Linked DNA regions of Mus musculus: all the other regions are linked to region 5. A link is a loop called in an ENCODE intact Hi-C map of the cell type or tissue named here. Cell type or tissue: heart. All regions are shown on one strand. Links, peaks and the distances in the headings refer to the core of each region. The heading gives the core; the rest is flanking DNA. Region 1 overlaps Vcan (versican). Region 2 has its middle 81 kb from the start of Atp6ap1l. Region 3 overlaps Atp6ap1l (ATPase, H+ transporting, lysosomal accessory protein 1-like). Region 4 has its middle 64 kb from the start of Atp6ap1l. Region 5 holds the start of LOC108168105 (a long non-coding RNA gene). Region 6 overlaps Gm35111 (a long non-coding RNA gene). Region 7 overlaps Xrcc4 (X-ray repair complementing defective repair in Chinese hamster cells 4).

Evidence for each region. Hi-C counts contacts between places; a loop is a spot of excess contacts. Peaks named below come from ENCODE experiments on the same cell type or tissue, not always from the same donor. Only the 100,000 strongest peaks of a DNase experiment are listed, where the experiment ranks them.
Region 1: a loop joins it to region 5, with 4 times the contacts of the local background. A loop is called at or near these places in 2 of 42 quality-filtered maps.
Region 2: a loop joins it to region 5, with 4 times the contacts of the local background. A loop is called at or near these places in 5 of 42 quality-filtered maps.
Region 3: a loop joins it to region 5, with 11 times the contacts of the local background. A loop is called at or near these places in 11 of 42 quality-filtered maps.
Region 4: it touches region 5 in a loop (10-fold over the local background); 18 of 42 quality-filtered maps call a loop at or near these places.
Region 6: it touches region 5 in a loop (3-fold over the local background); 3 of 42 quality-filtered maps call a loop at or near these places.
Region 7: it touches region 5 in a loop (2.2-fold over the local background); 5 of 42 quality-filtered maps call a loop at or near these places.

The regions. Positions count from the first base shown.
Region 1 is chr13:89,665,690-89,670,077 of GRCm38, reverse strand. All of the region lies in intron 12 of Vcan (versican), which reads left to right. Among named protein-coding and RNA genes, the nearest start is that of Gm4117, 66 kb to the left of the region's middle. In heart, for the core only: a CTCF peak has its summit at 1,871 (motif pointing left); no DNase peak of the experiment used is centred there.
Region 2 is chr13:90,822,117-90,826,504 of GRCm38, reverse strand. No RefSeq gene overlaps it. Among named protein-coding and RNA genes, the nearest start is that of Atp6ap1l, 81 kb to the left of the region's middle. In heart, for the core only: a CTCF peak has its summit at 2,421 (motif pointing right); no DNase peak of the experiment used is centred there.
Region 3 is chr13:90,884,553-90,888,940 of GRCm38, reverse strand. It overlaps Atp6ap1l (ATPase, H+ transporting, lysosomal accessory protein 1-like), which reads left to right. Exons shown (of 7, transcript NM_001145879.1): 6 at 2,147-2,387. Among named protein-coding and RNA genes, the nearest start is that of Atp6ap1l, 19 kb to the left of the region's middle. In heart, for the core only: a CTCF peak has its summit at 2,024 (motif pointing right); a DNase peak (open chromatin) is centred at 2,690; H3K4me3 peaks cover 790 bases; H3K27ac peaks cover 3,808 bases.
Region 4 is chr13:90,839,098-90,843,485 of GRCm38, reverse strand. No RefSeq gene overlaps it. Among named protein-coding and RNA genes, the nearest start is that of Atp6ap1l, 64 kb to the left of the region's middle. In heart, for the core only: a CTCF peak has its summit at 2,350 (motif pointing right); no DNase peak of the experiment used is centred there; H3K27ac peaks cover 1,004 bases.
Region 5 is chr13:89,776,919-89,781,306 of GRCm38, reverse strand. All of the region lies in intron 1 of Gm4117 (a long non-coding RNA gene), which reads right to left. LOC108168105 (a long non-coding RNA gene) reads left to right here and starts at 2,497. Exons shown (of 3, transcript XR_001781016.2): 1 at 2,497-2,624. In heart, for the core only: a CTCF peak has its summit at 1,874 (motif pointing left); no DNase peak of the experiment used is centred there.
Region 6 is chr13:90,513,742-90,518,129 of GRCm38, reverse strand. The region is part of intron 1 of Gm35111 (a long non-coding RNA gene); the gene reads left to right. Among named protein-coding and RNA genes, the nearest start is that of Gm35111, 33 kb to the left of the region's middle. In heart, for the core only: a CTCF peak has its summit at 2,196; a DNase peak (open chromatin) is centred at 2,099; H3K27ac peaks cover 707 bases.
Region 7 is chr13:90,049,430-90,053,817 of GRCm38, reverse strand. All of the region lies in intron 3 of Xrcc4 (X-ray repair complementing defective repair in Chinese hamster cells 4), which reads left to right. Among named protein-coding and RNA genes, the nearest start is that of Xrcc4, 38 kb to the left of the region's middle. In heart, for the core only: a CTCF peak has its summit at 1,863 (motif pointing right); no DNase peak of the experiment used is centred there.

The sequences.
Region 1 (4,388 bases), core at 302-4,301, 110 kb after region 5:
TTATGAGTCACTGTGTAGTCCTAGAACATAAAACTCTTGTCTATACCTTTTGCTCTTGTTGCTTAGATGTCTAATGATGGGTTTAAATTGCTGAAGTACAGTGTTTGCCACCACTGGAAAATCATCTTGTAATTGACAAGTTTACCCTGCAAGTGAAGAAAACTTAATGAATGCAGGAGGCCCCTTAGCACTGCTTCATGAAACTTTAGAATCATGTGCACATGTTTAAATTTAACTGCTAATTAGTTTAAGGCAATGCACAACCATGGAAAAAGCAAAGAAAATGAAGTTGAATGGTTTTTGGCACTTTCTCTGGCATTTGGTTCCTTAGCATTTCATGACTGACGACTTGTGCAAACAAGCTTGAGTGGAGGCGCCCACTGGCACAGTGCTTTGCGTGGATTAAGTGCATGTTGCTCCTAGAGGCTCTGCTTGGGGCCCCTGTCTCACAGTGGGAGTAACTTACATCCCTCTGGAAAGACTGTTGATAATTATTGCTTTGTCAGTTAGTGAGCTCACAGCATTTCACAAGATTAGTGCTGTACTCAAGAGTGGCCAGATTGTCTCCCCTGCACAGAACTCTGCCAGCTAGGAAAATAATGGGCACGTTGCCGCTTTAACAGCTATCCAGAGACCCCACGTTAATTTTCCTTCCCTTCAGTATACTGAGTTTGGTAGAATCCAACTGCAGGCTTCCAGTGGGTAGTGATGCCTGAACAAACGTCTCTTTCTCCTTTGAAACAAAGCTGCTCTTTTCTTCTTCGGTTGTGGGCTCAACTAATGATAACAGAAAAACCATAACCTCCTGTAAAATGTAAATAAATCAGGACCCAGACCAGAGAGCATGGATTAGGAGAGCCTGAGATCTACCTTGCAGGGACGGCATTTGCCTCACTCAAGGAGAACAGTTAAATGTGTCCCCTGCAGGCTACAAACTAATGACTATTGTGTACTAGAGCTACCCAGGAAGGAAAGATGTTTTGAGTTTTGTAATAAGAAGCTCCCATGGCCTTTGTTTTCTTCAGATAACGATTTGTTCTGTATTCTGGAACATACAGTTGACTCAAGTGATTACCTAGTGGCAAGCTAACTGCTATCAGTGTGTGTATGCATGTCCATGTGTGTGCTTGTGTGGATGTATGCTCCTGTGTGTGTGTGTGTGTGTGTGTGTGTGTGTGTGTGTGTGTGTGTTCTAGGTGGGTACACAGGCTCTTGATAAAGTATTTTTGTATATGCAACTTGCTTGTATTCTCTGGAGATAGTCTTCTTGGCCTTGGTGACATGGGCTATATTAGGGCTTTGTGGCTCTCAGAGTCCAATAGTGGTTTAATGGGTCCCAGGTGGAAAAAAAAAAAAGAGTTTACACAAGTCAGCTTGTAGTATAGGTGTGATATTTTCAGAATGTAACTTTGCAGATTCATACAGCATGCATTTGATTTTTGTGCACTGGGGCATAATTATTTATTGGTCCTACTCTAAAGATATTGAGTAGATCTACCAGACATGATTATACCGTGTCTGATGAACTGTCACTGTTGATGTAAATCATTAGATGCTATTCATAGAAACATGAAAAAACAAGCTTTTGTAGTGCTCGTCTTAGGTAGAAAAGTCAGATGAGAGCTGTAATAGTCAATAGCAGAATAGGATGGAACTAGAAAATATAGCCTATCTATTTGTAAAAAAATCACAAAACTAGGAGCACATGCCACAGTGGAGGTCATGCCACAGTGGAGGACATGCCACAGAGGAGGACATGCCACAGATGACACTTTAATTTTTATTCTGCAGGTGGAGTTAATAATTGTGATTCTATATCCTGTGCTGGCACTCAAAGTACTACCATATTGAGCAGTCTATGTCACCACCTGGTGGTCACATTATGCTTTGTATTTTTATATGAACAGCACTAGTGTCTGCAGGGGTGTTGTTTAGGTTCGTATAGCTTTGAAATGTATAATATTGTAAGCCCAATAGTTAAATGCAAAATGAGATGATTTGCAAGCACAGTAGGAAACTAACAGGTACCTTAAGCTTCATAAAATCCTGGCAGTTAAGGTTAAAATTAGCCCCGTTCTTTCTTGAACCTTCACTTTTACACACTGTAATAGAAGCCAACAGGTCACTTCCTTGACTTTTCTTCTTGGCAGGTGAACCAAGAAGATTTCTGTAGTTTAGTATACAAACTTTTCTTCTGTAAATTAAATTATCTGTGTTTGGAGCAAAAAGGAAGACGAAGAGCTGTGATTGAATTTTTTATGGAATATAAATAAAAATTAAAGTTGAAAATTTAATCAATTTCTCCCAAAATTATCCCTGAAAAGGTGTCAAGTTACTTTTATCAATAGGGTATGTATGATATTTAAATGTTTTTAGCACCATCAAAATAGTTCCAAAACATAGTATTCAATTAGCTACTCCAGGAAATCCAAAGTATTGTGAATTTTAAAGTATAAAACATGATGACATCTGAGCTGAAGAATTATAGCTAAATATCTGGTTGGATACAGAGACAATACAAAAGGGACCTGACAGTCACAGATTCAAGATTTACAATGCCAGTGATATGTGAGATACCCAGAAACACAATTGTTAGCTGTCCAGGAAGAGAGGCCAACATTTACAAAGTGTGCAATTGGTTTTCAAGGATGTCTGCATAATAGACATCTCAGACTTCCCACCTCACTGGGGAATATGTTTGACTGCTCTTCTGGCCATTGTGGTTCATCTCTAATAGATTTAAGCAGAATTAATCTGTTACACAAGTCTGTTCGAATAAAGACATCCTCACATCCATCAAATGCATGCCTACTCCCTGCAGAGTTCAGAATAGGAAGACAAAAGATGATATTTGATCTCCTTGTTTACCAAGTGGGTGCTGGGAACCAAACCTGGGTCAGCTCTAAGAGCAACAGGTAGTCTTAAGTACTGACCCATCTCTCTAGCCTCATATTGAACATTTAAAAATTCTATGAATTCCTTCACCTTGTGTCCTAAGAGTTCTGATATTCCGATTGAAATTCACCTATCTTAAAGATAATATATTAGACTACTTACTGCCACTTTAAAAATAAATGCTTTATTAACGCTTTGAGAATTTTATACAACATGTTTTGATCATATTCATGCCCACTCATTTCCTAAATTCACTTGAAATATTTTTATATATTTTCTGGTAAATTTACACATGGAGATAGTACTTGTAGATCATATTCCTGCTTCCCAACTCCTCCCAGACACTCTACCTTGTGCTTCTTCTTTTTTTTTTTTTTTTGAGACAGGGTTTCTCTGTGTAGCCCTGGCTGTCCTGGAACTCACTTTGTAGACCAGGCTGGCCTCAAACTCAGAAATCCGCCTGCCTCTGCCTCCCGAGTGCTGGGACTAAAGGCGTGCGCCACCACATCGAGCTCCTTGTGCTTCTTTTGACTTCTTTCAGAAATTCTAGTGTATACATACGACAACCTCACAAAAACAAACCCCAAAACAAAAACAAAGACAAAAAACACACCAAAAAAAAAAAAAAAAAACACTGAAAATCTAAAAAGTCAAAGAACAACAAGACAAAACAAAACCAAAAAACACAAATATTATTTTGAAGTAGTGCATTGGGAGAAGGTGAACCAGCTTATGCTTAAGAGCCTCTCTTACACCTGTCTGGTCCTCCTTGCTACCCAGACATTCACACAGTTCCCCAGAGTTAATTGGTCTTTATTTGTGCCAATCAATGCAGCAACAGTTAATGCCTGATAGATAACCTTGTATTCTTTCTTCTAATGAAAGCAGGACTTAAAGCAGAACCCAAACCTACTCCCCCTCCCCTTTTAAGGAATAGAGGAAACTTCTTGCTTATTCCTAAGTCTTACATAAGTCTACAAAAAGGTTTTAATAGTCCTTTGTAAAGAGGCAGTTATTTGTTTTTGTGTATGGAAAGGTGAATTAAGTAAAGTACATTGCTTGGGTTGGATTGTTCATGACTGGGACACTGATTAATTGCTGAGATTTTGATATCATTGATGATGATCATGTGTCACATATTTTAAAAGATGAAATATCATGTACTAGGTATAAATGGGTATTTGACCCTCTAGACTCCATATATGGTTATGCACGACAAGATTCCCCTTGTAATCCATTATTGAAAATTGCTCAAAGCTAACTCTGCCTCCCATCCAACCCTGTCAGTCAGCCCACCTGCCATGCTGACTGAGACAGGTGGAGGAACTCCAGACATGGGCAAGAAAACTAATTCTGCACCCATTCAGAGAGCAACCCATTCAGTTGCTTTCAAACAGGAGGTCCTTCCCTGAGGGGTTAGGATGCTGCCAGGCTGGGATGTCATGTGGGCTGCAGATAACCAGCAGGACAATTTTGACAAGAAATGTAAGCAT
Region 2 (4,388 bases), core at 115-4,114, 1.0 Mb before region 5:
TAACTGTAATCCTCAAAGAAAGACAGGAGACCAGCTGGGCAAATTCCAAACTCTGTATCTCCATGGCTGATGTCAAAGTGGTCTTCAGATCTTCACTCCTTTTTCATCTTTGTTGACTGCAACAAACTGCTTTCTCCTAGGCTGGTTCCACTACCTATTAGCAGCTTTCCTCAGCATGTGTCCCATGGCTCTGGCATCTTTAACATCTTTGTGTCTCCAAGGCAATTTCAATGTTACACCTTCTTGTTTCAATGTCTGGGATTCCACTTGATCTTTTGGGCTCCTCTTAAGGGCTGGCATCACTCTCTAGCTGTGCCCTTTGTAGCACTCTAAGCTTAGGTTGATCCACGTCACTACGGCTTCTGTTCTCAGTGATCATCCCATGGTACAGACATCTCCAATACACAAGGGTGTTCCACTCTAACTATACTTCACCAATAGCCTCTCATAGGCTTGCTTCATGGTGCCATGCCTCAAATCCTTTGCATGACCCCTTCAGTCATGGGCCATCAACTACAGCTGAGGCTACACCTTCTCCAATGGCCTTCCAAGACCTCTCACAGTGCCAAGCCTCAGCTGTTCTTCATGACTCCTTCATGCCTTCAAAACCAGTACCACCTGGGTGACTCTTACACATTACCAAGTCCAGTGGCAGCATGAGGTACAACCTTGGCTATCTCTGGAACACAGCTTCTTTGTGCTCCCAGAAAACAACTCCCAGATTTCAACTCAGTGATGCTGGTCTCTTCTTAATCATTGCTAATTCCTTAGCTCCAGCTAACCAGCATCAATTGTCCACGTAGTTCCTTCCATTCTTTACTCTAGAGCCAGAGCCACATGGCCGAAGCTGCCGAATTCTGCTGCTTGCAGGAACTGGAACATGACCCCCTTGCACTATTACATTATCATTGGCTTTATGTTTTCTAAATCCTTCACTGCCTAAGCTTGGCTATCCTGGTTCTTGCTCTGTAGATTGACCTTGAATGCAGAGATCAGCATGCCTGTCTCATGAGATTAAAGGTGTGTACCACCATGCCTGGATCTAAATTCAGCTGGGTAGGATCTTGCCCCAAGGTCCTACTCCCTTAATCTGTTATTTCCTAGAACACAGGATTTTGCTCCATTTCACTTCCTGGTATGTCTTTAATACTCGAACCATATATTTTTTATTTTTCCTTTCTAAGCTTGCTATGCTTGTTCAAACTTCTCTTTGTGAGACTTAACCAGAGAACAAAGTCTCTGCTGGGCTTTTTTGAAACTTCCTTTGTCAATGCAATTAATGCAATTAATTCAAGACTCTTCATCTTAGCCTCAGGCAGACTTTTCAGACAAGGGCAAAATGTAGCCACATTCTTCACCAAAATACCACAAAAACAGTCTTTATGCCATATTCTGAAATTCTTCTCCTTTGAAATCTCTTGGGCCAGGTCAACACAGTTCAAATTACTCCCAGCAACGAAGTCTTCCATATTCCTACTAGGATGACCGATTAAGCCCCATTTAAAGCATTCCACTGCTTTCCAAATCCAAAGTCCCAAAATCCACATTCTTTCAAATAAAAGCATGGTCAGGCCTATCACAGCAATACCCCACTCCCAGTACCAACTTCTGTCTTAGGGTTTCACTGCTGTGAACAGACACCATGACCAAGGCAAGTCTTATAAAAAACAACATTTACTTGGGGCTGGCTTACAGGTTCAGAGGTTCAGTCCATTATCATCAAGGTAGGAGCATGGCAGCATTCCAGGCAGGCATGGCACAGAGCTGAGAGTTCTATGTCTTCATCCAAAGGCTGCTAGTGGAAGACTCACATTTAATATTTTTGATCAATAGAAGAATTAAAGGGGATAAGTATATTTACATTATAATCCCCAGACAACCTTTAGTCCCACAATTCTCTTTCTAATCGACATCCCTTTCAACTTTTTAGGGGCACAAATATCATTTTTTTCCTGTTTGTCTTAAATTCGTGCCTCCAAAACTAAAAACGTACCAGTCTTGCAAAGATCCATTCTGAGCCTCCATGAATATGCTTTAGTCAATGTTCTTTGAAATGGTGGTCATATTATGCAGAAAACCACAGAAGGATATGCCCAAGTTAAAATTGTGTTAGAGCTTTTTCTGCTTACTAATTTGTTATTGTTTCCTTGCCTTGTATTAGTATAATATGAGTTGAGTAAGTATTGAAATAATTGTGTAATTAAAAAGAATTATAGTCATCATTAGAGGACAAAACAAAATGCTACTGGGGCGTAACGATATATTAAGCTTTTATCCGACTTCCTGGTCACATCCCACGAGTTTGCTGACAGAACACCCACATCACATTTGTTAGGAGAGAAAACCACTTCCAGGCGTCTAGGCCTCCCTCCCTGTTCCCACAGCCACCTTCTGTCTCCAGAAGGCTTGTGTCTGCCTGAACACACAGCAGGAAGTCACCAGAGGGCATTCCTGGACCATCAGTGATCAAGGGACAACAGCTGGAAAGCACAAAATTATTTTTGACTTTGGCCTCCTTTTGAATAGAGTGAAGGCTTCCAATCCACCCTGGGGAATGCATGGAGCCTGAAGGCTGTCTTGCTAAGCAAACCACCACCCAGTGCTGGGGCATCTGCAGGAAAATCCTAACAAGTGACCACAAACTTCAGACTTTCCGCTTCCATACTGGTTCAGTGTTGTCCTAAGAAGTTAAACAGACAACTGGCATAGAGAGACATCTCTGAACTTCGATGTAAGACACAAAGGGTTCAGTTTCAGTTTTAGACCTCCAAATCTCAGTTGTTCCACCTGTAAAACGATAGTTAGAAAGGATTCTTGAAGATCCCTTTAAGGTCCCTCAGTGTCTGGATTCTGCCCTCATCTGTGCCCAGGCCACACCCATCCTTCCACTCCCCCCCTCCTTTCTCCCTCTCTCTTTTCCTGATTAAAGAAAAGCCCAGGGTCTAGTGATACCATGTCTTGAGCAGCTTTGCTATGAGCCTATGTGCTGCAGAGGCAGCCTCTGAATGTCTGTCACAGCACATGGACTAAGTAGTGATGGAAGCCGAGTACTCAGGGTTTCGGTAGATACACCCTCACTCACTCACCCATACCTCATTCAGGCTTCCTATAGTTAGGCAGGGTTGGAGTAGCTATAGGACACAGCAATCCAGCAGCTTGGAGCATTAACTGTATTCAAGGATCCTGAAGAAAAGGTCGAAACAACTTCTGTTAAACAGAAAGATTGTGGAACTTAGTTTAAAAGTGCAGACTTTTTCAAATCATGAGGCATGGCATATTTCAGGGAGCATGACATGCCTCATGTGACTCAGTGTATCCATAGATAAGGGAGCAGGATTTTGGCCATCTGTATCAGCTAATTATTGTCTACAAGTATCTCTGGGTGAAATCTCAGAGGTGATATTGTAGCAGGGGCCACCTCTTCAGGGAAGGCAATGGCTGTGAGCTGTATGGTGTCAGTGGTGTGCTGAACAACTACAGGTACTTTCCAGCTCCTTGTTCAGCAGCCTCCTTCTGGTGGCCATAATGAAAGCATTTGCACCATGAAAGTCAACCAGAGCTACACACATTGGACACCCCCACAGGTACATCCCCACAGGGATCTGGCTGCTAAATACTTCTCAACACAGTGCTGCCCAACACTCTTGGCAGTTACGGAATGGTGCCCTGTTTGGTGATGGGGAACAAAAAGCCTACCACCTGCATATACTCCATAGGAATTACAGAAGACCAATCCCTAAATTATCTCTCCAGCAGCTGGCAGCTATTTCCTTTAGAACTGGCTTTTATTATCCTCTTTCAAAGTGTATGGCTTTGAGATACATAGAAATAAAAATGGGCAATATTGTATTCTAAACAACTATGGTTTTTGAGTGTAAGCAAACAAATAGCACATCCGTGAAGAAGGTGCCATGAATTTAATAACCCGTGGGGGGTCATGGAGGTGTGTCCTGCTGTGTGATCTAGAGAACGCATTCAGAATAGCTGTAGAACTTCAGTACTTTTGGGAAGATATGTTTCAGAATCTACAGTTTAAAATGCTATACTTAATTGAAATGCGGGAGAGGTGGATTAAGCTCTTTCTAGTTGTCAGTCCCAGGAATCAAACCCTGAACTTTACACGTGCTACATGGATATTGTACCACCAAGCCACAATCCAGCTCTTGATTAAGCATGTTATTGGGGGAGGGAATTTTAAATGTGTCCAATGGTATATGATTGAATACTATAAACCCCTAGACAGTCACTTCTCAGATTAAATGATTAACTTCTGGCCAGTCTCTTTCATCGGTGTTCCCACCACTTTTCCTGGGGCTTAAGGAAAAAAAGTGAAGACAGTTTACTGGGCAAAGGGTGATCGCAGGAGAAGTCATGTGGCCTGTGTGCAG
Region 3 (4,388 bases), core at 206-4,205, 1.1 Mb before region 5:
GATTTAGAAACATGAAGCACCTTTGATTTGTAATGGCACTGTTCCCCAACTAGAAAATACCCTTGTAAATTCTCCTCTTTTCCCTCCTCTGCTCCCCCTCCTCCTCTTTTTCCATCTCTCCCTCCTCCCCTCTTCCTCTTCCCCCTCCCCTTCTGCCCCCTCTTCCCCCTCATTTACTCCTCCTCTTCCCCCTCCTTTCCCTCCTCTTCTTTCCCCTTTTCCCCTGCTCCTCCTCCCCATCCTCCTCCCTCTCTTCCTCTCCCTCTTCTTCTCCCCCCTCCTCCCCTCCTTTTCCTTCTCCTCCTCCTCTTCAGGTAGGATAAAGGTATGTGACATTTATATCCATAATCCCTCTATGTCTTACCATTTGAGTCCCTTGCCCAACTTTCATCTGCCTATCCTCTCTCCTTAAAAGCCTTTCTGACCAAAGAGGGCTGTGCTATGGTTGTTTTTTTGTTAACATGACACAAAGCTAGACATAATTGAGCAGAGGGAACCACAAATGAGAAAAGGCACTCTCCTTAAGGGTGGTCTGTGGGCAAGGCTCCTTAGTGATTGATGTGGGAGGGCCCAGCCATCACTGGGCTGGTGGTCCTGGGTTCTACAAGGAAGCAGGCTGAGCAAGCCATGGGGAGCAAGCTAGTAAACAGCATACTTCCACGGCCTCTGCATCAGTTCCTGTCACCAGGTTCCCAACTTGCTAGAGTTCCTGCCTTGATTTACCTCAGTGCTGTGTGGTTATCCGGGAAGTTACCTCCCCAAGTTGATTCATGGTGTTTCTTATCATAGCGTTAGAAACCCCAACTGTAAAGTTTATACTTACTATGCTTAGAAGACCAAAAAGCAAAAAAAAAAAAAAAATGCTTCTAGCACATAAGTCCCTTGTAACTTGCACAAGCTGTACCCTAGCAGTCCCCTCCCCTTTCTCCAGACATTGAAGACTATTCCTAAATTGACTGAGCTTGTAAAATTTGCTGTTCTAGAAAGACGGTGGGCCATAAAACTAGCTGCTCTTCCCGCTTTCATAATCAAACTTGCTTACTCTGCTGAAAAAGATGACTAGGGCAACTGTAAGACATATATTTTAAAATTAGAGCCTGCCTACACAGACAGATGCATGTAGTCTGGTGGGTTTTGACTTTGTAAGCCTTGGCCTGACATGACTAGGGGCTGCATCTTGGGATGGCTCTCAGGTGCAGTCCTGGCCCCACCCTGGGTGTCAGTCCTTAAATGAAAAGACTCTGGTTATCAAAGTATATTTTTGGTCATGGTGAATCTCTAGTGAGCCCAGACCCCTCACCCTAACAGACTGGGCTGACTGCATCCCATCCGTGTCATGGAGAGTATCAACACCCTAGCCTCTACCTAGAATTAGATTGTTCAGAAGTGTTCTTTCTACCTCAGCTCCCAGGACTCTCCATGAACACAAATAGAATAAGGAGAATCCACGAGAACAGAAAGATCAGAAATATTGAGCTATAAGAACAAGAAAATAATTGATAATTCAACCAGTATTTCCAATTACTACCAATGTTCTAAGTCTGTCAGTCTTGAAATTTTCTATGTAATGTCTCATCTTTTAAAATAAAATTATCATGAATACACTATACTTTTTCATGACTAGAGAATGTTCCACGTTAATCGTTAGTGGTGAGGGTGATGGTCTCAGGTTGAATCTGACAGGCAGTTTAAACACAACATAGGAGAGAAACTAGGCAAGTGGTTTTGTCCCCCTAGACTCAATTCCTCATATATGACACTGGGATAATGTAAGAAACCTATTGCTATTATTTTATGACTAATTCTGTGTTAATATACACCTAAGTTTTAATTAAATTTGATAATGAACATAACATGCAATAATATACATACAATTTGATTCTTAGAAAAGAAAATAAAAAAGCGCCCTCCCACTTCGTCCCTGGAGGATTTTTGTATTATTCTTTTTCTTGTTCCCAATCATGTGCCTTCTTACCAACCTGGCTCTGGTTTGGCTCCGGAAAAGCCTCTTCCCAATTCCACAGCCTGACAAAAGAGGGCGCCATTGTACTGTTCACGGATGACGCCCGGCTTGAGACAGTTAAAAAAAAAAAAAAAAAAAAAAAAAAAACGCTCCAGCTAACACTTAATGTTCGATCCTTTTCAGGTTCACCCTAACCAATTACAACAAGCTGGCCAGCCAGAGTTGGTTTAGTTTACACCGCGTCGAGATAATCTTCAACAATTCGGTGCAAGCAACTTTTAACGCAACCGGTATATATGCTCTGTCAACTTACTCCTACCGCTGCCAACGGGTCAGCAGCCTGCGGCGGAATGATGCCCTACTGTTGCTTAGCAGCTCAGATGATGTGACAAGCCTGTGGGAGGTCACGTTTATTGATTTCCAGGTAATAAACTAAAACGCACTCTTTACTTGGTGCCAAAGAAACTCAGTTGAAGTAACCCAAAACAGGACGCTTAAGGAAGAGTGTCCGTGCAGTACCTTTAAGGTAGTGTTGGTTTATTCTGGATCTTCTGAGGTGTGAGATGGAGCAGGGTGGAGAGTTTCTTCTGCCTGAGCCCTCCAGGGCTCGCGTTTACTTTCCTGTTTACCCACTTCCCAGGTACTTATCTAAACCCTAGTGCAGCTGTGGCTGAAGCCCGGTGACTGACATTTCCTGGGCCCAGAGCTCTGTGAGGAGAGCCCTTCTGGGAGTAAACAGCGATCTTATCAGGGCAGATTAGAAGTACATCTGAAGTGGGAAAGACAGTGTTGACAGTTAGCCTGGGAATGGAATCGTCAGCCATCAAAAATAGCCCAGAGAGCTTGAAAACCTGGGAGAAACACATGTGAGCATGACAGGCGCCTTTGCAGTCAGCGTCCCAGCTGAGAGACATTCTCTCAAGTCCCTCTAATCTTGTTTACCTGCGGCCTGTCTTACTCACTGAAGCAGCATGCATGGCATTGCACATCCCTTATAAGGGCATGCATGTTCCCGCTTGTTCTTTATTTACATGGGTGTATAGATTCATGTCTATTTCTCTCAGCTTGGAGGAGGCATAGCGTTGATGAAAGGCCAAGGGAAGATGGGAATAACACGCATTTTGGAGTCAGGCAGATAGGAGTTTAAAATCGCTCCTCTACCACATGGCTAGGTTACTTCACCTTGTCCATATATGTCCTGTCTTCATCCATGTAGAAAGTAGGTGACTTCGTATGTGTGCAATACTCAGGACCATTCCAGGCATGGAATGACAGTGGCACTTATACCAGCATGTGCTAGTGGTTAAGACGGCCCATTTTATGTTATGTACATTTTGTAGCCGAAATAATAAAACAAACACTTGCTCAAAGACCAGGGATGGGGGTTTCGAATGAAGGAAAGGAAGAGAGGTCAGAGGAGGACTTTGCAGCCACCAGGGACGACTGGTTCGCAGACTCACAGGATTTGACTTCTGTGCTGGCTGAGCAAGGCTTTGAGGCTTTGGAGCAGCAGCAGAAGGGAGGAGCACCCCAGTACGTATTCACAGGGCCCCCCCCCCCCCGAGGCCCCAGAGAACTTGCTGTAAGACGCACATCCCTCCTCAGGATTGTGTAACCTGCACGCGTGAAACTGCCTTCCTCACAGTGAATGGCATGCTAGCTTTGTGGAAGCACCAAGAATGTAAACAGAAGCATGGATGCAAGCTCAGGCCAGGGGAGAGGAATGTCCGCAGGAGAGTGCTGTCCACTCTGCAGGTTTGCTGGCATTTCTTGTAGAATAAACATTTGTCCCTTGGTAGGCCCAAGAGAGTGGTTGCAGACCCTAATTCCTTCCATGGTTACCAAAGCCACGAATTCTCAAGCCCCTTATATACAATGGCATGGTATTTGCATATGACCCACATACAGCCTTCTATGGTAGTGACAAGGAAAGAGATAGACAATACCAAAAGCTGTGGAGTCGTATGAAGCCACATGTGTATGAAACCAGGTTTTTCATGTGTAAATTTTATTACCACACGCTTTCTGCTGTGTGACTCCAGGTGAGTTACAGAACTTTCCCGAGCCCCAGGCTCTTCTTTAAGCTACAGTAAAATAGTCACTTGCCCATGGGCTGCTATGAAGACTCTGTTGGGTCAGCAGTATCTGGTATATAAAAAGCCTTCAGTGTGTGCCTCAGTTTGGGTTTTTACCACGCCAGGACTCATGTCCTCCCTGAGAGATGCTTTCCAACCACTCCCTGTCAATGACATCACACACCATACTTACCAAACCCAGAGCTTCCTTGGAGTTAGAGACATAGCAGACATGCTATTTTATATGAATTCAAATAGTTCTAAAAATCAGATTAAAAGAAGTTTCGTTTCAGTTTTAGTTGTCACAGCTGATCCATCCCAGAATGGTTGGTCAGTTTTCTTTGCAAATC
Region 4 (4,388 bases), core at 199-4,198, 1.1 Mb before region 5:
CTTTTATAAACTTGGTGTGAAAATCTCCATGCAGTATTCTAGAGAGCAACAGATGATGGGCTTTAATAACAAACCCCATCCTGAAGTAGACTGAATCCTTGAGTCAGAAAACCTACTTACTCTAATCTTTGATTGTGACCATTCTGTAGAGCATTGCTGCGCTGCTCATCAGTTTCTTCTCCTTCCAAGCTAAGTCAGCTAAGAAAGCAACCAAAGGAAAGGCTTTCTTCTCCTTGTCCCGTAAACATTTGACTGAAAAGCTCTCTGATGCCACAAACTACGGGAACTCAACATGCCAGTGATCAGTCATGCATCAGTATGTACGTGTTTATTTGTGGGCCAACCATTGCTTGGTTAGGGTTTCTGGGAAATTCTCTGTGCCTACAGATGAAAGGAAGCTACTCAGTTGTGAGCCCAGGTTCTTCTGGGCTTATCACGTTTACCATTGGCCTGACATATTTTCAGTCCCCAGAAGGAAGACAGGTCTTAGTCTCAGATCCTTGGTAGAGGATGATTTCACTGGAGAGATGGTTCTTAGCTTTGGAATAGAACCTTGAGGCAAAGTGGGAATGTGCTTAAGATATTAGGATGTCATCCTTGAATTCCACCCTGTTTCTGTTGGTGTATTCTGCTTTTCTTACGTTTTAAAATATATTACTATTTTAATTAACACAATAAGTGCTGGCCAGAATTGGTAGTGCATGCTTTTAATCCCAGCACTCTGGAGGCAGAGGCAGGTGGATTTCTGTGAATTTGAGGTCTACAAAGTCAGTTCCAGGACAACTAAGGCTCTTACATACAGAAACCTTGTCTCAGAAAAACCACAAACCCAACCAAATAACAACCCCCATAAACCAACCAACCAACCAACCAACCAACCAACCAACCAGCCAAACAAACCAAAAACCATAACCCAAACCCCAAAGATCCAAACCAACAAAACAAACAGCAAACAAAAACAGCAGCAGTAGCAGCAGCAGAATCATCATCATCATCGTCATCATCATCATCATCAGCAGCAGCAGCAGCAGCAACAACAACAACAATAACAAAACAAACAAGAACACAGCAAAAAACATGTGTTTGTGAGGGACAGTGAGACATTGCAATGTGTGTACATTATATATGAAGATCAACTTGGGGTGATTTCCTCTAGTATCTGTTGGTGAGCATGTAGTTAACTATTACATGGATCTCTGGTCTGCACAGGTGAGAACAGAGGGTCTACGTGCAGGGCAGGAGGGTACAAAAATGAGCAAGAGATGTAGACTGGAGCTGTGGTTCAGTGGTGGATTGCCTACCTGGCATTTACAAGACCTATGTGATATATGTTCAGTAGTTGTGTGAGGACATTGTGAGAGGAAATAAAAATTATAACCCAACAATATACCATAAGGACCCAGGTTGGAGTTGACTGATCCACTGTCTGCAGAGCAGAGCTATGGGTTAAGTTCCTCTCTTGGGAAAGATCATCGCTCAACTTCGTGGAGAGTTTGATATCCTTTATCTTTGTTGATTCTACATCTTTTAATATGCACTGAAAACCTGGATCTTTCTGCTTCCGGAAGTTCATGATGAACACCCCATCTTACCTATTGCTGCCACAAGCCCGCCCAACCAAACCAAACCAAACCAAACCAAACCAAACCAAACCAAACCAAGCCAAGCCAAGCCAAACCAAACCAAACCAAACCAAACCAAACCAAACCAAACCAAACCAAACCAAACCAAACCAAAAGAAACCAAACCAAACCACAACAAACCAAAACAATACAAAAACTCAGAAAAAGAGAAATCACCCCCAAACTAGCAAAAACCCAAAACTGAACAATAGGTAGAATCCAGCTCTTACAATTTAACACTGGAAGCAACCAATCTTAATTCCTCTGAAGAAATACTGTACCCCGCGGTTACTGTGACAAAACGAAGACAGTAGCAGCGTGTCCTTGCTTGGGTTTGGAATGGATATACAAAGACTTTAGAATCGAGGAACTAACAATAGAGGGAATGCTGCTGTGAAACCAGATGCAGGATGTCACTGGAGAAATGTGTCTTGTTTGAGGGTAAGAAGGCTTTGTCTACAATTAGGCTCCGTAAAGCAATGGGGGTAGGCAAGGACTCAGTATGGCCTAGAGCCCTCAAGGGTACTTAAGATAAACATGATTGAGACAAGACAAAGAAGATAGAGGAGAGGGCACAAAATATCGGAGAAGGGAAAGACTTAAATTTTCCCTTATTCAAAGTTATAACCGTTCCTTAATCCCTAGGTTATAGGGCTTCTTCACATTGACCCAGCAAACATCCCTTCACTTCCCTGTTGACAGAATATGTTCCCCATTATATCACTAGAGGTCGCTAGAGAACCACTGATCAGTGTCTGAAGCTGGCTAGATAACCCGTTTCAACCGTGCAGGAAATGCTTATTTTTCTAAACATGAACAGTCCCACAGTCACAGAAGAGTAAAGGCCAAAGTCTTAAGTTTCAAAGATTAAAACATGGCTATAGCTATCACAGCACGCAGTTACCTACACACTGTGAAACTGGCTTCGTAAGTTTTTAAAAAGATGTCCCTGGCTGAGTTGAGAGTAGAAATTTCGCTGTTGGCTGAAAAAATGGCTCAGTAGGTTAAGAGCTTGCTACAAAACCGAGAGGCCCCGAGTCCGGGTTCCCAGAACCCGTGTAGAGTTGGATATAGACGCTCCCATCTGTAACCCAGTACTCCTATGGCAACACGGGATATAGAGACTGAAGAATACTTGGAGAGTACCTGGCAACTTGGGGTGGGTGGGTGGTGGTGGGTCCAGCTACCTTGTCATCTATAGTGCTGAGTATCAAACAGACCGCATCATAAACAAGGTAGACGGTAAGGCTGACACTCAAGGTTGTCCTGAGATACACATATCATCTACACTTGAGCACATGCGTGCATATGAATACATATACCTGGAGGAACAGGGGTTGGGTGGGGAGAAAGAATTCCAATATTTTGTAGAATAATAACAACATTGCTATACTAAAACAAACAAACAAACAAACAACTTTTTATGTAATATTCATTTAGGCTCTCTCTCTCCTCTGTGTGTGTGTGTGTGTGTGTGTGATATGTATATGTGTGTGTGAACTGATGTTAACGTACACTATTAACCTAGGATGTTGGGCAAGCAATTGAACTACATTCCCAGCTCCTTTCCAAACATTTTATTTTGAGCCAGTTTTTTTTTTTTTTTTTTTTTTTTAATATGTTGTTCAGGCTGGCTTTGAACCACCTCTGTAGCTGGGGTAGGCCTTGCATTTGTAGTCCCCCTGCCTCAGCCTCCTGAATAGTAACACCAAGCACCACTTGGCATACATATCCATTTAAAAAAAAAGATTTATTTATTATTATAAATAAGTACACTGTAGCTGTCTTCAGACACACCAGAAGAGGGCATCAGATCTCATTATGGGTGATTGTGAGCCACCATGTGGTTTGCTGGGATTTGAACACAGGACCTTCGGAAGAGCAGTCAGTGCTCTTAACTGCTGAGCCATCTCTCCAGCCCATACATATCCATTTTTATCCTAGTATAAATGATGTCCTGGGGTTAGTGGGAGACAAGGAGGAGGCAGCACAGGGGCATGAGGCCAAGCGCATCTGCTCTGCAGCAATCTGGAGGTCTCACCTCTGTGTTCCTCATCACGCCCTTAGGAAGTGCTGTGGGTATTAGAGCCAGCTTTGAGGGGAACAAACAAACAAACAAAGAAACAAAGAAACAAAGAAACAAAAACCCAAGGGAGAAAAGAAACAAAACAAAAGCCCCACCTGCCCTCAGTATTGTCAAGCCCTCCCTTTCCAGACAATGACTTTGCTGGGACATTGGTACTGACACCTCTGGAGTACTTAATGTGAATGTATTTTGGGCATGCCTGACATTTTTGATAGTGTTAACGCTGATAAGTGCACAATCTATTGTTCAACAATCTATTGTTTTGACTACTCTTAGTTACCTGTAGCAAATCACTGAAGTCCAGGAAACAATGAAATCCCCTCTTAATGCCCAAGCAATTAGCTGTGTGAAAGGTTTGCTTTGATTACGTTTCAGTTTTATCGAAAGAATTCTGTGTGCTGTTTCCTGATGCACATTTATTTTTCCTGCCCTTATCCATCATCCAAACATTCATTATAATTCTCCCACTTTGTACTTTCCACGACGGATCCATGGATACAAAGACAGGCAGGAAACAGGACCTGGATCTTAGGTTAAAGCAGTTTGAAAATGTCAGAGGAAGAAGTACGGGAGAAATGAAGTTCTTTTTCTCAGTTTGTCTGCATGCAGCTGCCTGTTACGGTTTTGTCAGGGAAAATTCTCCCTGATAACTCACCTGCTTTCTTTTCTACTTAAAAAAA
Region 5 (4,388 bases), core at 174-4,173:
GTAGGAGCAGACCTGGTATCCGGTGTGTAAACGAGGCTAGGATAACATCATTGCTGCATATAATTACCACATAGTGAACTTAGTATCTCTCTTTAGCTTTATCGGGAATGAATGAGTGAAAGAGTGAGTGAGTGAGTGAGTGAGTGAGTGAGTGAGTAAATGAATGAATGAATGTGATCCTACTTAGTTCTCCATTAATAAATCCTGCTGGAAACTCTCTGACCAGGATAAAGTGAGCTCCATAGCAGATTCTTATGCCCTGGCTTGGTTACCTGATCAACCACTACCCAACTGTGGGAAACAGAAATGAAATGTGCTGGCTTTTGTGTTAAACGTTAACGTTAAATGAGACAAAGAAAGGAAGAAAGAAAGAAAGAAAGAAAGAAAGAAAGAAAGAAAGAAAGAAAGAAAGAAAGAAAGAAAGAGAAAGGAAGGAAGGAACAAAGAAAGAAAGAAAGAAAGAAAGAAAGAAAGAAAGAAAGAAAGAAAGAAAGAAAGAAAGAGAAAGGAAGGAAGGAAGGAAGGAAGGAAGGAAGGAAGGAAGGAAGGAAGAAAGAAAGAAAGAAAGAAAGAAAGGAAGAAAGAAAGAAAGAATTGTCTTTAAAGAAGTCATAGAAAGATGCCATTTGTCAAAAATCCCTTCTGAGACAGCATATTCCTAAAAGTCAAAATCCGTGGTTGGGTTCCATTCTCCCTAGCAACTGCATAGTATTAAATTAGTCGGCTGCATACAAATGAGGGGCTGAGATCTGGCCTCTCAAAGTGAGGCACAGGACAGACCCACTGCAGTTAGTTTTAAAAGATCCAAGGGGGATCCTGGCGGAATATGCTAAGTTGCTTGATTTATCAAGGCTCAGCACCCTTCTGCAAAGTAAAACCTTTTGTTATGTTGAAATACTTTAGATTGTGTGTCAGTCTTCCCTGGGATTCTAGTTCCTCTCCTAACCCACCCAGGGATGCTCTCATCACCTAGTCTTACCTCTGGTGCTTTGGTTCTGTCAGCTTGTGTAACTCAAGGTTAATCCTGGAGGGAGCATACTTCTCGAACAATATCATTTATGGTTTCTGTTTTATGGTACACTGGTTCTTTGTCCTTATCTTTGCCTTGCCTGATTCCTTGGCCAGCTTCTGAACTCAACCCTCCTCCTAAGCACACAGCCTTGCCTTACTTCTTCCAAGACCTACTCTGGCCTTGTCGAGTGAAACAATCTATTCTGATCCTCAGTTAGATAGACATCATCACAGTCCAGTGTGTGGTTCAGGTTATCTGTTAGTGTCTTTCTCCAGCTATACAAGATGGACCGATTTTTCATAAGTCTCTTGCTGCACCATCTTTGTACTTGGAGCTCTTCAGAAACACAATACAGTGTGATTTTGATTTGTTGCTGGCTTTGGTTGGTTGGTTTGATTTGTTGATTCTGGAATCGAACTTGTACCCTTGGTCATACTTTGTAAGGCCTATCATTAAGTTGTAGTCACAAAAACTTTTAGCCTGAATTGGATAATTGAGGTGGCAGAGTGGCTAACACTGGTTCCCAGAGATGTTACTAAGTGCATACTAATCAGGAACACACGCCGAAATGATCTTTAACATGGCTTTCAGTTCCCTGTGTCGGCTCTGCTTCAGTTTCAGTCTCTAGATTGTGAATTCTCCTGAAGTGATTGGATTCGATTTTCTCACAAGAATAAAGATGTTTATTGTTCTCCCTCCTATTAGAAAACATGATTTAAAATACCTTTTTTTTTTTTTTTTTTTTTTTTTTGGTAAGGGGTTTCTATTGGTTTTTGCACACTTCCCCAAATGTCTCCTATTAATGGGAATTCTGTAATTACAAAACCAATCTAAGAGGTGAAACGCCACCTGCTGGACATATTTGCTGGACATGTTCTCAGACAGGTCTAAGGCCCTAAGAACAAGAGAGCTTTGTTCTTTGGCCGTGAAATCACACTGTGGTTTCTCCTCCCTATACTCAAATCTCAACTTTGTAACTGACTTTCCTGTCTATGAATCACACACACACAAAAATGTTATTTGTTAAAATACAACATATTGATTTGGACCATGTTTATTTGATGTCTAGCTACTTGTTTCACATTGGCACTTTGAGGGGAAAAAGATAATTCCACCAAAGTAAAACTGAGTGGTTTTAGTCTCTTATCAACTTGGTTTGAAAGCAATCCTTGAGTATTAAGAGACACCTTGGCTAGACAGTCAGACAAGGGATAGGAGAGTTCACACATCATGGAGCAGAACATACATTAAGTCCAACCTTTCCTCTAGTTCCTACCGTTGGCTCAGCAGTTTTTAATTTGCCTTGCTTCAGAGAGAAACCATTTAGAGGATAAGCTGGGGCTCTGGGTTAGCAGAGTTATTTTAGTGTGAAGTGGAATCTTTGTCCGGATAATGTTTTCCCTAAGTTTAAGGAAATTTAAATGACCTCCACTTAAAAGGAACAAAAAGACATGATTATGCTTGGTTTTCTTTCTCCACCTCAGAAAAAAAAAATATCCATCTATAATGTCTACTAAGGTTCAAAGAAGCTTAGGAGAAGGTGGTCATGGTTAATTAATGAAACAACAAGAGGATTGCTACCAGCCTCCAGCCTGCTTAGGATGCCTCTAAGGTACTTTATTTAATTTTCACAGAAGAAACACATTCATTTAGCCAAAGCTAATGATTCTTTCCAGCAGCCCCAGGTCAGCCAGCTATTCATATTGTAATTTCATCTCTGTCATTCTGTATTTCGGCCTCTTCACAAACACATTTTTCCCCTTTTCATTAGTTTTTCTCTGCCCTAATTGCCGTCAGTCAGCTTAGGACATTATGATATTTCAATTTCTGTTTCCTGTGTCCACCAGCCTAATGCTTAATGTATTTGCTCCTTTGCCAGTTTTCATTTAACCTTCCTTTTTCAGAGACTTCTTAGGACATCTCAAAAACTTTGAAATCTCTCTGAACATTAAAAATAATTCCTTTACTGGAATAACCACTCAAGTTGAATTTGCCCTCCGCCCCCGTCTTCCCCCTTCCTCATCGATGAGATGCACCATCTCCTTGACCTCTATAAACACTGGTGTTCATATACAGACTCTGGTTAACTGAGACCCTCACAAGAGTCCATGAAAATTTCTAGCTACTGATCCTTCTCCTTCTCTTCTTGAAAAGGCTTAATAAGCTGGCTTTCCTTTTTCCCCCCAATAATTATTTTTTATTCACTTTACATCTCAATTACAGTCCCCTTCCCTCCTCTCTTCCCAGTCCCACCCTTACAAATCCCTCTCCCTTTCCCCCCTCCTTTTCGCCTCAGAGAAGGGGAGCCCCCCCTTTGGTTTCCATACCAACAGGATTAGGCACATCCTATCCCAATGTGGCCCAACCAGGTAATCCAGATAAGGTGAAGGGGATCCAATGGCAGGGAACAGAGAGGGCAGCCCCCATTCTACTTGTTAAGAGACCCACATGAAAACCAAGCTGTGCATTTGCTACAAGTGTGTAGGGGTCTAAGTCCAGCTCCTGCATGCTCCCTGGTTGGTGGACTAAGTCCAGCTCCTGCGTGCTCCCTGGTTGGTGGCTCAGATTCTGTGAGCAGCCATGGTTCCTCTTTAATTTTTTTCTATTAGTTTTAAAAATAATTTAGTATTAATTTTTATTTTATGTACATTGGTGTGTGCCAGCATGTATGTCTGTGCGAGGGCATCAGATCCCCTGGGACTTGAGTTACAGACAGTTGCAAGCTGCCATGTGGGACCATTGCAAGCTGCCATGTGGGACCATTGCAAGCTGCCATGTGGGTGCTTGCAATTGAATCCAGGTCCTTTGGAAGAACAGCCAGTGCTCTTCACTGCTGAGCCCTCTCTTCAGCCCAAGAAAAGCATTTCTAAGCTGGCTTTTCTTACATGTAACTTTTTACTGGCGAATTGCAGGTCAGTTCAAACACTGCAAAGGAAAACTCATGAGGAAAATGTGAAGCAATTGCAAGCTTAGTCACCCTCTCATTCTCTGTGCCCAAGGTCAATTGCATTGTCAAGCTAAACTGTCCTTATTCCTACAAAACATCCTATGCTTTTATGAAAATCTCTTCAGAGGCATTGACAAACACTAATTTTAATATCATTTGTATCAATAAACAAGCAAGAAATAAATATCTACCTGCAAGTGTTAACGTATCTTGAGTGCAAAATAGGAATAAACACAATTTTACATTCTAAAAACTTATCCTATTATTAGAATTGCAGGACTGATTGCAAATCAAACTCTGACAGAGGCTCTAAGGCTAGCTTTTTTTATAGCACTGCTGATAAACAGCATGCAGGATGTTAGTAGTGTTCAGAGGGCTACTAAAGAGCACTCAGGGAGACAGTACAAGTTGGTGCAGTAGTAGCTTGAC
Region 6 (4,388 bases), core at 107-4,106, 740 kb before region 5:
AAAGTAGACAGGCAAGAACTGGTTTTCCTACTGCCAGCTCTGACATCTACATAATTAGTATTATTTAAAAAGAGTCACATATATTGAACTGGTGACAAAACTATATTCATAGTAGAAGCTGGTAATGGGAATAAGCTTGTGAGTTCCAAGGCAAAAGCCCTTGTACTCTGTTGAGTAAAAAGGAAGAAAAGGTCCAGTCTAGACCTGGATGTCTAGAAGTGTTTTAAGTGTCCTGCATCCACAGAGACTTTAAGGACAGAGTCAGAGAAGGCAGATTTTTATGTGTTGCCTTTGTTGTCTTGAAAGAGCAGACTCTGCCAAAACGATAGCAGCCATGCAGAGCCTAGCATCTGCAATCTCTAACAGGTTTCAGATTTCTAAAAATGACTTGGAAAATCACATGTCAGCAAACTAGAGGGGCAAAAGGGAGCCACTGATAGGGAATCAGTGAATCTCACGTGTATTTGAGATGCTGTGACAAAAACATGCAATGCACCAATCACAAGGTCTGCAGTGTTTCATTTTCCTCTTCATGACAGTGATTACATTTATGATGTCTTTCAGAGACTTGAGCAAAGAACACAAGCTGAAAAATCAATACAGCAAATGGCAAACATGCCAAGGGTGTGGATTAGAATGGGAACCAGAGCCAGTGAGAACATGGTGTTTGGGTAACATTGTGCCTGCACTGGCAAACTTTAATCTGTTATATTTTGTATCTAAAATATATGGAAACACACAGATGTGGTGAGAATGGGACAGATACAATTAGAACAGGCAGTTTGGGGATGAAAATCAGATACCTCTGATTACACTTGGTCCATGCCATGCTTATCACAAATGACACAATGAAGGCTCCAGAATGGAGGACAACTGCCATACAGGTATATCTTGTCGCCTAGGAGTCTGTTGCTTTGTGTTGTCTCTCTTCAATTCCTTTCCACTCATCTGATTGTGATTCTTAAACCCTCAAGTCTTTATATTTGCTTTGGTTGTATTACTGCCAGACAAGAAGAAATGGACAACACAATTATATCCATATGCCTACTATGACAGAACTCATCTTAAGGAAATGCCGATGCCCAAGATGAATGGTGGTGCTCTCCAGAGGCTGTTATGTCACTTTAGTCCTTGCATGCAGCCTTAGTAGACTAATGATTTGAGAACAGAAAGAAGGCATATTTTGTAGAATATATATATATGCACACACATACATACATACAAAATATTTTACATCTATGGGTGGTTTTAAAGATTATTGCTCTATTTGTTATTATTGTAAAGGCTAACATCTAGACTTTCTTTAAATTATGAGTGCTTAAAAATGGAAGACTCTCACTTCTTAGACAAATGAGTCCAGAACATGTATGTTATGTATGTTATGTATGTGGGTTAGGAAGAACAGGCAGGCACTGGTTAAATTCCCATCAGCCAGGAATTCTGAGCATCCCAACTGAACATATGCACAAAATCCTGAAAAAGCGTTTGAAATTTAGCATTGCAGTAACATGTTTAAAATAACTTCAGAGTTGATCTATAACCAGGGCACTTCTAGGTTTAAGCAAATATAGCAATTAGTTTTTCATTTTTTAAAGGGAGCTCATTTTGTGTAGCTAAATATAAATCAAAAAATTTTAAACACTATCCTCCAAGGCAGTTTAATTTTGAGCAGAATTTGAACGAAGAAGTAAAACCAAATCTCAAAGATGCTTCTGGTGTGGTAACATGGATCCTGGAGTGCAGCCTCAGAGCCATTTGGCTGTAGCCTCACATTCAGAAGGGCCAGCCAAGGAGACACATAGGCAGACTGCTTCAGAGAGATCAGCCTAAACCAGTACCATTTCTGAGACCAAATTCCCCTCAGAAGCACTCTGTAAATCCCCGAGTTCCTGTAGTAAGAAGTCTGTCCCTTTATTTAGTTTCATTGTGTGTTATCATTAAATGGGAGGAAATGACAAAAGCCACAGTCAAGGATAACCATGTGACACTGGCTTAGGCAGGCATAGGGTGTGTCTAGAGTGTGTTTCTGCTCAAAACTGGGTTACAAATGTGACCTAATGCTTGAAGCCTGTAGCTCCCAAAGAGGAGGAAGTTGTGCAGTGTTCTGGTGCTGATGGCAGGTTGCCAACCCAACAGAATTGCACAATCAGCTTCTAGGACATGCTGCATTTTTTTTCTCTCCCCAGAAATCAGTAAGCCACACTAGAGGGCAGGCTAACCTAGACCTTTATTCAACCCCTGCCCCCCACCCAAGAACAAGAATTTGCTCCCTTGTGTCTGATATAAGCATTATAGAAATAGAAGCCTACAGTTGAAAAAAATTGTGGCACTCTACGGAGCAAGCAACAGAGATTGTAGTTTGTGTGATACATCTATTTTACTCTGTGCTTGGAACATGTAAGGACAGCGCCACTTTAAGTAAAGCTTAAGGAAAAGTAAACCAACAAAAGGCAATGAAAATAGTGAATAACATGTCGTTATTAACTTGAATGAATTAATTAATATGTTATCAGAAATTAATACTATCAGACTAAATTAATATTAGAAAAGGGGTATTTCTTGACCAGTAACATCTTCTGTACAGGAATAGAAAATACAGTAGACATTGTCACTGCGGTGCAAGTCAGATACATAATGCTAGTTTGCATCTGATATCCTGCTTTTATTTCATTTTCTTCAGTGTGGTCATCAAGCACTAAAGGACTTGAGAATATAAGCTGTATAAAGTGGACTGTCTTAGGAACAAGGTTAATATTCTTCCTCCTGGACTTGCCCCATACCACCTCAGACTCCTCAGCCCTCCCAAGGAGTTTAGGATGTAGTAGAAAGTCACATAAAATTTCCAATCTGAACACTGAGCATATGTATTGTTAAAACATTGGTTGATAGCCACAACTGGCTTCTTGCTATTCTTTGAAAATATCTATGTAGAAGATTATCCTATTTTCCATATGTTCTGTGCTAGTCCAGCTTCTCCACAGACATGGAGACAACAAGATATACATAGCAGTCGATTTGTCAAAGAGGCTTGTTGCGTGCAATTCTGCAGTCTGAGAGGTTTCAGATCTGTAGTTAAAGACAAATGTAATGCCACATTTCAGTAATCTGTGCATTTGGGAAGCCAAGGCAAGAGGATTACCAAAACTTTGAAAATAGCGTGGGCTTCCAAGGAAGACATTTTCTTATAAATGGACAAAAACAAAATCAAAACAAAAAACAAACAAACCTAGAGTCTGCAGACTGGAGACAGTGACGTGGTTTCACATCTGAGTGTAAAGCCCTAAAACCCATGAGAGCTCAGGATATAATATCATGTCTGAGTCAGAGTCTAAGAGACGCAACTGATGCTGCAGCTTACAGATGGAGCTCTGGAGTTCTTTTTGCTCACCTATTCATCCAGGCTTTCAGTAGGCCAGATGAATCTTCTCTGAAGACTGCTTTATTGCTTTTGGGGGTCTACAGATCCAAATGTTAATTTCATCCAGAACTGACCTCCCAGACACAACTAGAAGAATATTTTCACCAAATCTGAGCACCTCAAGGCTCAGTGTCACAAACATCCAATCATCTCAGCTACTCTTTGCTTTGTGCTTACTTTTATGCTTTAGAGAATGCAAAAATCCCTCTCTGCAAGCATCTCAACCTGAAGCATTGGTTCCCACTTGCAAACTGTGAGTTATGATGTGCGTGTTAAGGTCATCACAAGAGCTTACTGTGGTCAGAAGAAATTGTTTAAACCAAGCACAGTCTTCATGTGCCTTATAAAAATGAAGTGTAGATAGATTTCATAATTTGAGCAATATGAAATTTATACTACTTTTTCTAAATCTTAGTCATAGGCTTAGAAAATACATTGCACATTTATTTCAAAGTCTAAACAATGATAGCTAAAGCAAGAAGTCCCCAGAGATGACCAGTCTGACCAACAAAATAAAAATTCCTCTGACTAATCTGTTCACGTTAAAGTGGTGCACAGTGTATCTCTGGTGGGCTTGGTTCATTAGGATAAATGTAACATGAGCTCAGTGATGGTAGAGGCAAGAGTGAACAAGACATGAGTAAGCGTGTCCTCACAATTAATAATAACGGAGCCACAAGAACACCCCGTGCTGGGAGACTCCTTTCCCTCTCATGACTCATTTGTCAGAGATTTCCTTTGTTTGCTACTTTTCTCAAATAGCATTTCCTCTCACCAAAGAAGACACTCTAGTTCTTTGGGTTGATCTGTTGCTTTTGTTTAGTGACCAGGACTGGGCCCTTTAAATAGTGAGCCTCCTAGTGATGGTAGAAGTGACGAAAGATGGACTAAAAGATCAGGAAAAGGGATGCTGTATCAGACAGAGATGTTTTTGTTCTTTTGTTCTTATGTTTATAAGCCCAAAACATTA
Region 7 (4,388 bases), core at 215-4,214, 270 kb before region 5:
GACAAATTCTTATGAGGCTACAGTAACTCTGATACTCAAACCACACAAAGATTCAACAAGGAAAGAGAATTACAGATCATTTTCCCTCATAAACATAGATGCACAATTAGTTAATACTCAGTAAAATACTCACAAACCATATTTAAGAATATATCAAGTAGATCATTCACCATGATGCTGGGATGGTTCAACATATGAAATTTAATGCAATATACCGTATAAACAAACTGAAAGAAAAAAAAATCAAAACAGGGCTCATCTCATTAGATGCTGAAAAGGCCTGCAATAGAATCCACATCTTCATGATAAAATATCTTGGAGCTACAAAGGGTCAGGGCTACAAGGGATTACCTAAATAGAATAAAGAAATTTACAGTAAGCCTAAAGACTACATTAAATTAAATTCAGAAAAATTCAAAGTAATCCACTAAAATCAGGAATAAGAAAAGGCTGTCCACTAACTATATTTATTCAATATAGTACTTGAAGTTCTATAGCGCAACAAGATAATTGAAGAAGATCAAGGAAACAGAAATTGTTTTTTTAATTGTATATCTTATTTATTTACATTTCAAATGTTACCTCCTGTCCCAGGTTTCCCCTCTGCAACCCCCTTTCTCATCCTCCCTTACCCTGCTTCTATGAGAGTGCTCCCTCACCCACCCACCCACTTGTCTCACCTCCCTAGCATTGCTCTATGCTGAGGCATCAAGCCTTCACAGGACCAAGGGCCTCCTCTCCCATTGATGCCAGAAAAGGCCCCATCAGCTCCTTCAGTCCTTCCCCTAACTCCTCCATTGGGTCCCTGTGCTCAGTCTGATTGTTGGCTGTATGCATGCACATCTGTATTGGTCAGGATCTGGCAGAGCCTCTCAGGAGACAGCTGTATCAGGATCCTGTCAGCAAGCACTTCTTGTCATCAGCAATAGTGTCTGGTTTTGATGTCTGTATATGGGATGGATCCCCAGGTTGGGCTGTCTGTGTGGCCTTCCCTTCAGTCTCTGTTCCACTCTTTGTCCCTGTATTTCCTCTAGACAGGAACAATTCTGGGTTTAAATTTTAGAAATGCATGGGTCGTTCCATCCCTCAACCTAATTTCCCCAAGATTTTGTCTTGATGAGTTATGTCTTGGAATCTTTCCAAGTCATCAGCTTATTCTTCCTTTTGGGACATCTCCGCTTAATGAGGATGTCATCTCTCCTGAGACTCATTTTCAGCTGGTCTCCAGGGTGCTGTCCTGGTCTGATGCATCGATGCAGGAGCCATCTGGATCCTCTTTCATTTTCTGGAGGGATACAACCATAACCTTGTCCTAATATTAGAAGAATATCTATCCCTTTCCATTGGTTAACTTTCATTTAACATATATTTCATACTGTGCTTCCTTTATGCAAAATATTTTTGGGCAGCCGAAGAAGCATTATTGTTTAAAGTGAATTCAATTTACATAAGTGTGGCTAAATGTACCACAGTATACTGGTATTTAAGTGGGATTACATGCTTCTCTTTATCTTTAAATATGGGATGGTGTCATTCCATAATTTCTTGACCATATGAATTATAAAGAATTCCAGTAACATGGTTAATATTTCCTAAATTGAGAAATCCGTTATGGCTTTTGTTAGAATAAGCAGGACTATTATTAGGTTTTAGTTGTAGCCAGAGTCCTAGAAAGGAGAAGGTGGATGCTAAATGATTACTAACATCTGAAGTGGTGTCACCCTTGTAAGTCGAAACCACAATCATGTTAGAAAAAGTATCAACCATTACATGAACATATTTGAAGGGCTCCAATTCTGAGAGATGAGTGATATGTGTTTGCTAATGGTGTTAAATTTTTAACCCTTGCAGATTAATTCTACCAGCAGAGGGCAGTGGGGTGAAAGTAGACCAGGAAGGGCAGGGTCAAATGATTTGTCACAAGGTGTCAAGAGAAGTGTAACACTTCTGCATTTGATGAAGAAGTTCTTGAGATTATTGAGCATCCTGAAAAGAAAGCGTCAGGTCAGAGAGGAGGCTAGTGGATTGGCTTGTGTAATCGCGACTCTTAACGGGTCTTACGAGTTAGAATGAGCATATATGAGTTATGAGAAAAGGTTGAATTCATTGTCATGTAGAAGTCTGAAGGCAGAGAAATTATTGTGAAGTAACGTTAGTATCTGGGCTGGGTTATGTCTTGCTGTTTTTAAAAAAGAAAGAGTTTGAACACAATATATAAAGCCAGTTATAATAGTAAATACTGAGAACTATCTAATAAAAGCTGATTGATTGTGGCAAATTAAGACTCTTGAGTTGTACCAGGGATCAGTACAATCTTTTGTAGACGATTTGGAATTTATGTATAAGACGTAAGCTCCTTGTCTTTTTGAAGAGGCATCTATAAAGGCATTAAAAACTATCTTTATAGAATATTACCCATGGGGTATCTTTAAAAAAAATCTTGAAAGGAGATTTTTAGAATAATGATAATCTATTGATCCCAAGTAACATGCTAATGCAACCTGCCAATTATTATTAGTATTGAAGAAATAATTGACCTGAATTTTTAAAAGCACAGTGATTTCTGTAGGCTCAGTATCACTAAGTTATTTAAGATATGCCCTTATCGGTCTGAAGCCCCATAGGAGGAACATCAATATGAACTATGCAGTACCCCCAGAACTCCTTGGAACTAAAACCACCAATCAAAGAAAACACATGGTGGGACTTGTGCTTCTAGCTGTGTATATAGCAGAGGATGGCCTAGTTGGTCATCAGTGGGAGGAGAGTCCCTAAGTCCTGTGAAGGTTCTTTGCCCCAGTATAGGGGAATGCCAGGACTGGGAATGGGTGTGGGTGGGTTGGGAAGCAGGGGGCGAGGGGAGGGGTAGGGGAGTTTCAGAGGGAAAACTAGGAAAGGGGATAACATTTGAAATGTAAATAAAGAAAATATCTAAGGGGAAAAAAAGAAAAAAAAAGATATGCTCTTATCAAGTCTATATTTTAGATAACGTGTTGTGTAACATTGTGGAGAATTATGACATGCATAAATTTTTCTAATACTATTATCTGTTAATATATATAATTCTAGTAAGTGATGAGGAAGAAAGAAGAGTAAGGAAGTGATAAGGAAGTAAAGGTTTAATTTAAGCAGCTACTGCTTTAGCTTCAGCAATATTTAATAAAGCAGTAACTTGCTTCTGTTTGGCTAATATATTTCTTATGCAGTTTCACTGAGTCTCCAGAAAGTAAAGAGCAGAGCTCTAAAATCTTTAGTAGTAATAGGTGCATAGGGCATACCCAGTTGACATAGTCAATCCTTTTTTATTTTATGATGTCAAATTTATTGCTGAATAATATGTCCTAACTACAAGATGATTAATTTTGTATTTTATCCAAACTTCTGTTTAAATTTTATGGTTTTAGTTTACTTACCATGGAAGTTAAGTAGTCATATAACTATTGATTAGATGAGCAGGTGAGAAGAACAAAACCTTGGGAACCTTAGCACTGCAGTAGCTGCTTTATATACACAATATTGCCATGAACGCTGCCTATTTTTATCCCTTGTTGTAAAACTTTCCCACCGATCTTGGGTCACTGGCTGTTGACTGTTTAAAATAGCAAACCAGAATGCAAGATGTTCTTTATCATGAGAATATAAAGGGGTACAGAAAAAGTCATCCTTTCAGTCAAGTATAGTAATGAAATGTCTTTGAGGAATCACACTAGGAGGAGGAAGTCGTGTCTGGAAAGCCCCCATTGCTTTCATAGCAGCGTTTATGCCTCTGAGATTACATAACAGCTGAAATGTATTTTTTTGCATTTTATGAATTACAAAAATATGGGAATTCCAAGGATCAACCTGTTACTATGTACGTGTTAAAATTATTACTGTATTAGAAGTTGGATCTATTTTAATTTTCTCCCACCTAGGGGTCATTGATCAATCCACACTGAGTTGTCAGATTCCTATTGTAGTTTAAAGGCTCTTTGGATGGCCCCTAATCAATGACCCCAGTTAGGGGATTGATTTTGCTTTTTTGTATTATAATCATCAGATGATTTGTTAGTAGCACTGGTAGAGTGTGACTTTTATTTGTTGTAATTTATCTCTTCCTCAAAGACTATATGAAGGTCCTTAGACAATATAAGGCTGCTCGGTGCCAGAGTAAGAATCATTGTCAGTCCAGATTAAGATATTATTTTAAAGACTCCTGTTATCCTCCATCACCTTGTAAAGAGGTGAGGGTCCTATAGACACTGGCCAGGGTGGATGCTATTGTTCTTTTTTTTTTTTTTTTTCCCATTTTTTATTAGGTATTTAGCTCATTTACATTTCCAATGCTATACCAAAAGTCCCCCTTACCCACCCACCCCCACTCCCCTACCCACCCACTCCCCCCCTTT